2 separate regions of the Homo sapiens genome follow, and region 1 is linked to region 2. Evidence: chromatin contacts called from ENCODE Hi-C data. All regions are on one chromosome and are shown on one strand. Each heading gives the region's core, a stretch centred on a gene start or an enhancer-like site at or near the end of the contact. The rest is flanking DNA. Distances are from core to core; before and after follow the strand shown. Region 1 holds the start of LYRM4-AS1 (LYRM4 antisense RNA 1). Region 2 holds the start of EXOC2 (exocyst complex component 2).

The links. A loop is a pair of places that touch in the nucleus more often than their neighbours do. Pooled maps may share reads with other maps.
Region 1: a loop to region 2 is called in a map of CD8-positive, alpha-beta T cell, with 24 times the contacts of the local background. The contact joins the promoter of LYRM4-AS1 here to the promoter of EXOC2 in region 2. A Hi-C loop is called at or near these places in 3 of 168 maps with a recorded cell type or tissue (CD4-positive, alpha-beta memory T cell, CD8-positive, alpha-beta T cell and naive thymus-derived CD4-positive, alpha-beta T cell) and 7 of 50 pooled maps.

Annotation. Positions count from the first base shown.
Region 1 is chr6:5,000,674-5,005,152 of GRCh38, forward strand. LYRM4-AS1 (LYRM4 antisense RNA 1) reads left to right here and starts at 3,143. Exons shown (of 4, transcript NR_126015.1): 1 at 3,143-3,286. It overlaps RPP40 (ribonuclease P/MRP subunit p40), which reads right to left and starts at 3,364. Exons shown (of 8, transcript NM_006638.4): 1 at 3,207-3,364; 2 at 1,428-1,572. The coding sequence starts at 3,329. RefSeq lists silencers at 2,965-3,214, 3,345-3,474.
Region 2 is chr6:690,355-694,970 of GRCh38, forward strand. It overlaps EXOC2 (exocyst complex component 2), which reads right to left and starts at 2,785. Exons shown (of 28, transcript NM_018303.6): 1 at 2,665-2,785. RefSeq lists enhancers at 2,112-2,998, 4,428-4,616 and silencers at 2,405-2,474, 2,485-2,544.

The DNA.
Region 1 (4,479 bases), core at 1,893-4,392, 4.3 Mb after region 2:
ACACCTGCAAGATGTTAGTGGATTATTTTTACAAGATAACCAGTCTTCCGGGTCATTAAAGGTCAGTTTCTACCCCTGCTCCAGCTCACTCAATAAACCAAACATCTGCTAAGGGTAAGCTGCAGCATGCAGAAGACCAAGCATGCAGAAGACCAAGCATGCAGAAGACCAAGCATGCAGAAGACCAAGCATGCAGAAGACAAAGCTTGCAGAAGACCAAGCATGCAGAAGACCAAGCATGCAGAAGACCAAGCATGCAGAAGAACAAGCATGCAGAAGACCAAGCATGCAGAAGACCAAGCATGCAGAAGACCAAGCTTGCAGAAGACCAAGCTCCAGCTAGTTCACTCCCTGACCAACAGCCTATTTGTGCAAGTTTACTATCATCAAGCAAAAAACTGACTCAGAACGGAACGTGACCTTTGGGGATGCGCGGAGAGGGGTCCAAAGTAGAATTCTAGATAAACATACACCTCTCAGAGACAGAGTTCCAGGTTAAGATTCAAAAGCTACCCAACCTCTCCAAGCCTCAGTTTCCTCACTGTTAAATGAGGATCATAGGCTTGCTTCATAAAGTTGTTGCAAGGGTTAAATTTGGTAAGACATTTAACAGTGCCTGCTACAGCCATTGTCCACGTAATTCACAGAGTGGTGTCAGGCCTTGAAATAGATGAAAGGAATAACGGTGATGAGACCAGACAAGATGCCCAGCTCATAAGTCGCCCCAGCAGTGTCAGAATGAGAGGAGCTACTGGTAACTAGAGTTCTTCATATCTTCACTGGAGAGGACACACATGGGGGCTACCACAAGATAAGCATGTGGCCACTGTACAGGTGAGTTATGTAGTGTGGGTGGAATCCCTAAAGGCCCTCTGAAATAGTTTCAAACAAATGGCTCCCAGGAATCAACTGAAACAAACCAGTCCAACCCAGCAGATATGGGTGGAAATGGGGTGAGTAGAGGAGGGGTTATGGCTACAAAATCTAAGCAGAAGACACTGGACCCCAACAAGCACTTTGCTCTGTGAACAGTAGCTGTGGCTGTATCGGGAGACCAACCCTCTGAGACAGCTGCTGTGGGACTGCTGACAGCATAGTGTCTTTGCAGCCACATCTTCAACAGCAGTGCATCTGAACACAGACTGCAAGTCTCTCCTCTCCATTAATCCTCATTTTAAGGGGACGGATACTGTCATGTTACAACATCCCCATCCAACACTTGTGGCCAATTGCAATCAGAAACCACCACCTAAAGAGGGTACAAGAAAGAACAGGATGAGAATGCGGGGGAGAACGCGTGTGCACCTGACCACACAGACTATACCACAGGCCCTGTTTGAAACAAAACAACAGCCCTAGCATCGTGATGTGGTCTCCCTACCCTTCCTCATCCAGCCTTGTTCACAGCCATTTCAGGTTTTTCTTACCTTTCTTTATAAAGGTACTGATGAATTCAGGTGTAATTAATTCATGAAGAGGTAAATTCTTCACAAAGTAATAGGGTCCAGTGTTCATGACCAGGTTTTTCAGTTCTTCCGATAGTATCCCACATTCAGGAATGAGAAATGAAACCTATTGGAATGTGTAATACAAACAAGGTCTTACTTCCATGAAGATGAACACCCAGGTTTTTAGGAATGAAACAAAATCATGAAAGTTGTTATTTCTCCACGAGTTTCACTGGAACATAAAAACACGGGCAACAAAACTCTTATGTTAACTTACCTATCTCAGGCAAAGAGAAATCTGACTACTTAAGTTTTTCATTTCTGCATTCAAACGTACAGTACAGGAAGGGGATTGAACAGAATACTTTTAATGGAAAACTCGTGCTTGCATTTAATCTTTTGCAAATTAGCAATGCTGTATATTTTATGTCCTGTTCCTTTCACTATTTTATTTTCAAGGAAATATAGTATAATTGAATATCCCTTGATTTGTTTACCCTGGTGTTATCCTGGAATGAAACAAACTATCTGTCGGGGCATAAGGAATTAATTTATGGACATCCAATTACTAAGAATCTATGTGCAAGCAATGGTGCTCCTGTATGTTTTCATTTTCGAGACAGAAAAATGCAACAGGCGAGTTAAAGTATACATCCCTGACTGCTGTGATGAGCTTGACATCCAAAATAGGTGTTAAAAACAGGGCAGGCTTCAAATGTTGCCACATTGTAAAAGTCATCACTGTCCCAAGGCTCAAACACCAGCCTGTTCTGACTGATCAGGTCACCACTTAACATCTCTGAAACACTGCTCAGTCAAACCTGAGTTATTAAGCTGATCCATTTAAAGTGTAAAATGTTTAATCCCCCATGATAAGGTTAGTTTCTTGAAGTCTCTCAGATATCAAATTAGTTCCAACAACCAATTTAGAAAATCAGTCGCTTCGGCCGGGCGCGGTGGCTCACGCCTGTAATCCCAGCACTTTGGGAGGCCGAGACGGGCGGATCACGAGGTCAGGAGATCGAGACCATCCTGGCTAACACGGTGAAACCTCGTCTCTACTAAAAATACAAAAATTAGCCGGGCGTGGTGGCGCGCGCCTGTAGACCCAGCTACACGGGAGGCTGAGGCAGGAGAATGGCGTGAACCCGGGAGGCGGAGCCTGCAGTGAGCCGAGATCGCGCCACTGCACTCCAGCCTGGGCGACAGAGCGAAACTCCGTCTAAAAAAAAAAAAAAAAAAAAAAGGAAAATCAGTCGCTTCCTGGGCCGAGCCTAGGCAGGATGCTCTGGTGAGATCCACAGGTACGCAGGTGGGAGAGGGATTCAAGCTGGGGAGGAGGCAGTGGTGGGGAGGAGGCGCGAGACCCGCCCTGATTTGGGGAAAAAGCGAGGTGCACGTGGCTGCCCCACAGCCTAACTCCCTGGTCCCGGCCCTGAACCTCGAATCCCTCCCTGGACTCACTCCCAGTTCGGCGGGTTGACACGAGTGAGCAGCCAGAACGCCCCTGACAACAGCTCCCTCCAGACTGGGTACCGCCCCCACGCCCGGCGCATCCTGGGAGTTGTAGTCCTGTAGCCCTGCAAGCCACTGGCTTAGAGCAGTTAAGAGACTACAACTCCCAGCAAGCCGGGCGAGGGCCCCGCCCCTCCGCGTACCGCCGGCGGCCCCGCCCCGCGAAGCCTAGCACTCTCCCCAAACCTCTCTCGCACGCGGGGACTGAGCACGGCCCGAAAAGCCGAGGACAGCCGGACTCACCCTGTAGTTATAGTAGTGCGTCTGCACAAGATGCCGGTGGCGCGACTTGTGGTTGCCGAAGTTGGATTTCTCGCAAACCAGTAAGTGCCGCGGCGCCTCCCGAAGCCGGCGCAGCGTGGCCATGCTCTCCTGGGTTCCTGGTCCTCCCGGCCTCCGCTGGCGGGGCACGCCCCGCCCCTTCCTCCCGCCCCGCCCCTTCCCTCCGGCCGCATACCCGCTGCTGTGCGCCCCTGGCGGCGGTGGAGTGGGGATGGCGGCGCTGGATTTCTGAGCAGTTCTTAGACTTCTTAGGAGCCCACGCAGCCGCTCTTTGGTGGATGTCTGAAGCTGTAAATTCACTGTCCCAGTGGCTGGGAACCTGGCTCTTGCCTTTTCAACGCCACTTTTCCTCCGTCCCCGCCATCCCTTGGAATTGCCCTAAACCCTCTCTGTGGGCCCCGCCTCGGAGCGCCCCTTGGACCCCAGCCTGGCGCCGGCGCATACCTCGGTCAGGCCCCTCAGAGGGACCGCTTCCTGCCACCGTTATAAAAGGAAAACATCGCATGGAAAGGCCCAGTTCCTTTAGTATATGGTCAAGAAATGTAGCCGCACAGTTAAGTAACCCCCTAAGCTGCTTTGGGGGCCACACCCAGCTGCTTTCTGACTTCTCACACTGTTTGGTTCACAGGACTCTGTTACCCATTGGGGACCTCTTGGCCATTATTAACACAGGCCAACAGGACTAAAAGTTTGTATCAGTCCTTCCCAAAACATTAGGGAAGGTTGTGCGGGAAGGTAAAGCACAATTTTTGCCTTACAATAGGACTCCTTTGAAACTACTATTGAGTTCCCTTTTAAATAGCCCTTCAGAACCGCTTTTAATAATGTGTTGTTTCTGGGGGTTAATAGTGATAATTCTCCTAAGTCATTTTTCCATTTCGTTTTTCTGTCACGGGCTTGGAGCGGTTAAGAGACTGCGGCTCCCAGCATGCGGTACGTTACTGATCAGGGCAAAATCAAGTATGTTACTACATGCTTCTCAAACTAGAGAGGCACAGCCCCAATTCTGCACTGGCAGGATACAAAACAGCAGAATATTGGTGATACATCTTCCTGGAACATCAGTTTTTCTATGAGATGTGGAAGAAATGGAATTAAGTAGTTTACAAGGTAAATAATTAAGAATTTAAAACTAAGCCAGTCACAGTGGGTCATGCCTGTAATCCCAGCACTTTGGGAGGCTGAGGTGGGAGGATCACTTGAGCTTAGGAGTTCAAGACCAGCCTGGGCAATA
Region 2 (4,616 bases), core at 1,535-4,034:
CAATCAATAAACAAACTGAGATTGAAGGATGCCGATGCGTGTGTCACCCATCGCTTTAAGATTCATAATTTCCCGGCCCGGCGCAGGGGTTCACGCCTGTAATCCCAGCACTCTGGGAGGCCGAGGTGGGTGGATCACGAGGTCCACCGTCACGAGGATCGCGACGGTGAAACCCCGTCTCTACTAAAAATACAAAAAGTTAGTCGGGCGTGGTGACGGGCGCCTGTAGTCCCAGCTACTTGGGAGGCTGAGGCGGCAGAATGGCGTGAACCCGGGAGGCAGAGCTTGCACTGAGCAGAGATCTCGCCACTGTACTTCAGCCTAGGCAACAGGGTGAGACTCTGTCTTTAAAAATACAAAAAAGATTCATAATTTCATTACAATTACTTTTAAGTTTGTGTATTCATATCAATAATAATTTTTGACTAATATAAACATACTCTAAAGCATATGATTAGAAGTCCACACTATCACCATGTGATTTCAGCAGGCAGTCCAGAAGGTCCAAGAACATATTCCCCAGGATCTGAGTACAATCAACATCCTAGTACACCGCTTAGCAGAGTGATCAATGAATGTTATTTCCCAGTTTCAAAATCCTCTCAACAGTGACCTAAAATTCATCCATTCAATAAACATTTAAGCACCTACTATGTGGCAGACGCTGGACTAGGAACCCAGGCTGGATTAAGATGCGTAAACTGGAGAATGAGTGGAAAAGTAACTGAGAGGACACCTCTGTAACCAGCACTTCCTGTATGGCCTAATCTTGCTGCTGCTTGACACTAGAAATATTAAAAGTTCTTTGCTAGAAGACTATTTTTTCAGTACCAACTTCATTTCCCATATGATTCTTACATAATGGGCTCCCAAGAACTTAGCAAGTTAATAACCATCTTTTAGAAAAGTAATACAGTTGACCCTTAAGCAACATGGGTTTGAATGAGACAGATCCACTTATACACGGATTTTTTCAACAAAAGTTGCACTGAGTGTGCCTGCATCTCCCACTCCCCTTTCACTTCCTCCATCTCTTCCATCTCTGCCATTCCTGAGAAAATCCCTCCTCTTCTTCCTCCTCCACAATCTACTCATGCAGACTATGGGGATAATAACCTTCATGATTCTCCACTTTCATTTAAAGAAGAGTAAATACATTTGTTGTGATTTTAACATTTTCCTCTCTCAGCTTACTTTAAGAATACAGTATATAATACGTATAACATACAAAATACATGTAAGTCAACTGTTTATGTATCAGTAAGGCTTCTGGTCAACAGTAGGCTATTAGTAAAGTCCTGGGAAAGTCAAAAGTTACATGGAAATTTTTGACTGCGTGGGCACCCCTAACCCCAGTGTTGTTCAAGGGTCAACTGTAGTTCAAAATGGCATTCAATACAGGAAATTAAATACTTGACAAGAAAAAAAGATCACTTTCTAAAACTTCCAAGAGTTGGTCCAAGTCACACTGGGGGAACTCTGCTTCTCTGCTTTAATTTATTAAGTTTCTACTTAGACAAACAAGTGAACATGTAAGTACTAAGCACACATCACCCTCTTTCTATTACTACTCTGGGAATCGCCAACTTTTAGCACAAAAAAATCATCTTTGAGAAGATTCTGGCTTTCAGTTGATTTGTCATTAAAGGAGTCAGTTACACAAAGCATGGGCCAGTACATACTAACATTCATAAACAAAACATTATTATGCATTAGAAGACAGATCCACATAAGCTCAGAAGTAACTTTTCAATATTGCATAGTGCACACAAAAAGATTTAATTAAAGTGTGGCTAACTTAGAAAAAATATTTTTTAAGTGTTCCTTGTAAGTTTACTCACAGATTCATAAAGGCATCAGACTTAAAATTTCTCAGACTTATTAGTATGTTGACCTTTGGCAGATTAAAAATAACTTACTTCCATTCAAAGACGAGTTCTTTCAAGAACTATTTCTCGGAATTACTAAAGTGTTTTCTTAACAATCTTGGGATACAGGGTTACGCATCACCAGGCTTCCAGGCTGCTGGTGTGCGGACCTGGAGCCGGCGCGCAAGGTCTCAATGGCAGCTACAACAGGACCTCAGGCTCTTTGCTCAAGCACTCTGAGCCGCCGCTCCCCTATCCGTAAAATGGGTCACACGGCAGCGTACATACACCCGCGCGAGGATCAAGTACGTGCACGCAAACGCTGACAACAGCGGCAGGCGCCTTTTAAGCGCTCAGGACAGCCAGAGCGGGATGCACGCCTAGGCAGACAGGTAACACCCGCCTCGCGTTCACTTTTCCGGAGAAATTCTCAAATCTCACGGAGTGGCAACTGCGCAAGGGCGAAGCGGCGCAGTCTGGGGCCAGCTCCAGCGGGCGGGGCCTGGAGTCAGCCCTCTGCAGCCCACGCCCCTCACCGGCGCAGGTGGGGACCGCGGGGGTGCGAACTGGCGGGGGTGGGCGCGGAGCCCAGCAGGCGGCTGACGGCGGGGATGGGGGCTGCGGGGCTGGGAACCGCGGGGGGTCGCGGGGCCCCGCAGGTGACCGACGGCGCCAGTGGGCGCGGCTGTCCCTTCACCGCTGAGGCCTGGACGGACGCCGCAGGCGGCCACCTCCGTGCAGCTGACGTCCATGTCCCGCTGGCCTTCGGCCAGGCCCTCCAGCCTCCCACACATACCTCCAGCCGTCCTGCCGCAGCTCACGGCCGGCACAGACAGGGCCCGGTAGGTCTCGCCGAAGACTCCGCGGCCGCCAGCCGCCGGCACCTCACTTCCGCCCGCCGCGAGCGCCGAGCGTGTAGATCCGCCTGGCAGTCGAGCGCCGAGTCCTCGATGGGCGGAGCCTTCAGGGGAGGGTAGAGGAGGGGAGGAGACCGGCGCGGGTGCTGGAGGTCAGCAGGGGCCGTGGGCGGTGGACGCTGGAATGCCTTGGGTTCCGAGGGACCCAGCTGCCTGAATGGACACGAGTAGGAGGTTTTTGCTGGGCGTCTTTGCGGTGGCGGGAAGCGGTGAGGGAGGGAAAGAAGGATACAAGCTCAAGGGGCAGGCCGGGTGCACCATCCATCCCCGTGCCCTCGGGTCATCTCAGGGAGACTGTGGGATGATAGTGCGTTTGTGGGCCACAGTTCACAACGATGGGCCCTGCATCGGGTCAGAGGACCCCTCCGGAACAGGGGGATGCACAAGGTCAAGAGAATGCATGGAATCAGAGGGCTGCACCAGGTCAGGGGGGCTGCACCGAGACCAGAGGAAGCATCAGGTCAGGAGGATGCACTGGAGTGTGCATCCCCAGGGGGCCACACTGGGTAAGGAGGATGCACCAGGTTAGGAGGCAGCACTGGGTCAGAAGGATGCACTGGAATCAGGGGACTGTACCAGGTTGGGGGGCGTGCCTCAGGTCAGGAGGAGGCACTGGGGTCCGGGGGCAACATTGAGTCAGGGGCAGCCCTAGGTCAGGAGGATGCATGGGGTCAGGGGGCTGCAGGGGTTTGAGGGCTGCACTGGGTCAGGGCGCCATACCAGGTCAGGGGATGCGCAGGATCGGGGGAGATGCCCGGGGTCGTGGGATGCTGGGGGTTGGGGGGATGCTCGGGGTCGGGGAGTTCTCGAGGTCGGGGGATACTCGGGGTCAGGGGGTTCTCAGGGTTGGGGGGATACTTAGGGTCAGGGGATGCTCTAGGTTGGGGGAAGCTCGGGTTCAGGGGCTATGGCCAGGGAGGAAGGACAATCAGGAAAGTGGGGGTAGCGGATTCTGGAAGCTAAATAGTTTCAGGAAGGAGGAATTGATAGCCAATGTTCAGAAGTACTGTGAGGCCAAGACTCCAGAGACAATTGAGTTTGGCATATGCCAGTCATTGGCATCCTTGACAAAAGCAGTTTCAAAGGAGTGTGGGGAAGCTACATCTCGTCAGAGTGGACTGTGAAAAGAATATTAAGTGAAGTGGAAAAAAGTAAGTTTCAACAACCTAGGTTGGCAGATTTAGCAATAAAAATACAAATACCCAGTAAAGTTTAATTTCAGATAAACAACAAGTAATTTGTAGTATAGATATATTTATCACTAAACTAATGTTGCATGGGATATACTTCTACTAAAACATTGTTTTGAGAGGTGACAGCGTGCTGGCAGCCCTCACAGCCCTCGCTCGCTCTGGGCACCTCCTCGGCCTTGGCACCCACTCTGGCTGTGCTTGAGGAGCCCTTCAGCCCACCGCTGCACTGTGGGAGCCCCTTTCTAGGCTGGCCAAGGCCGGAGCCGGCTCCCTCAGCTTGTGGGGAGGTGTGGAGGGAGAGGCGCTGGTGGGAACCCGGGCTGCGTGCGGCACTTGCGGGCCAGCGCGAGTTCTGGGTGGGCGTGGGCTCAGCGGGCCGGCACTCGGAGCGGCCAGCCAACCCGCCGGCCCTGGGCAGTGAGGGGCTTAGCACCTGGGCCAGCAGCTGCTGTGCTCAATTTCTCCCCGGGCCTTAGCTGCCTTCCCGCGGGGCAGGGCTGGGGACCTGCAGCCTGCAGTGCCTGAGCCAACCCCCCCCGCCATGGGCTTCCGTGCGCCCGAGCCTCCCCGACGAGCGCTGCCCCCTGCTTCACGGCCCCCAGTCCCATCGACCACCCAAGGGCTGAGGAGTGTGGGCG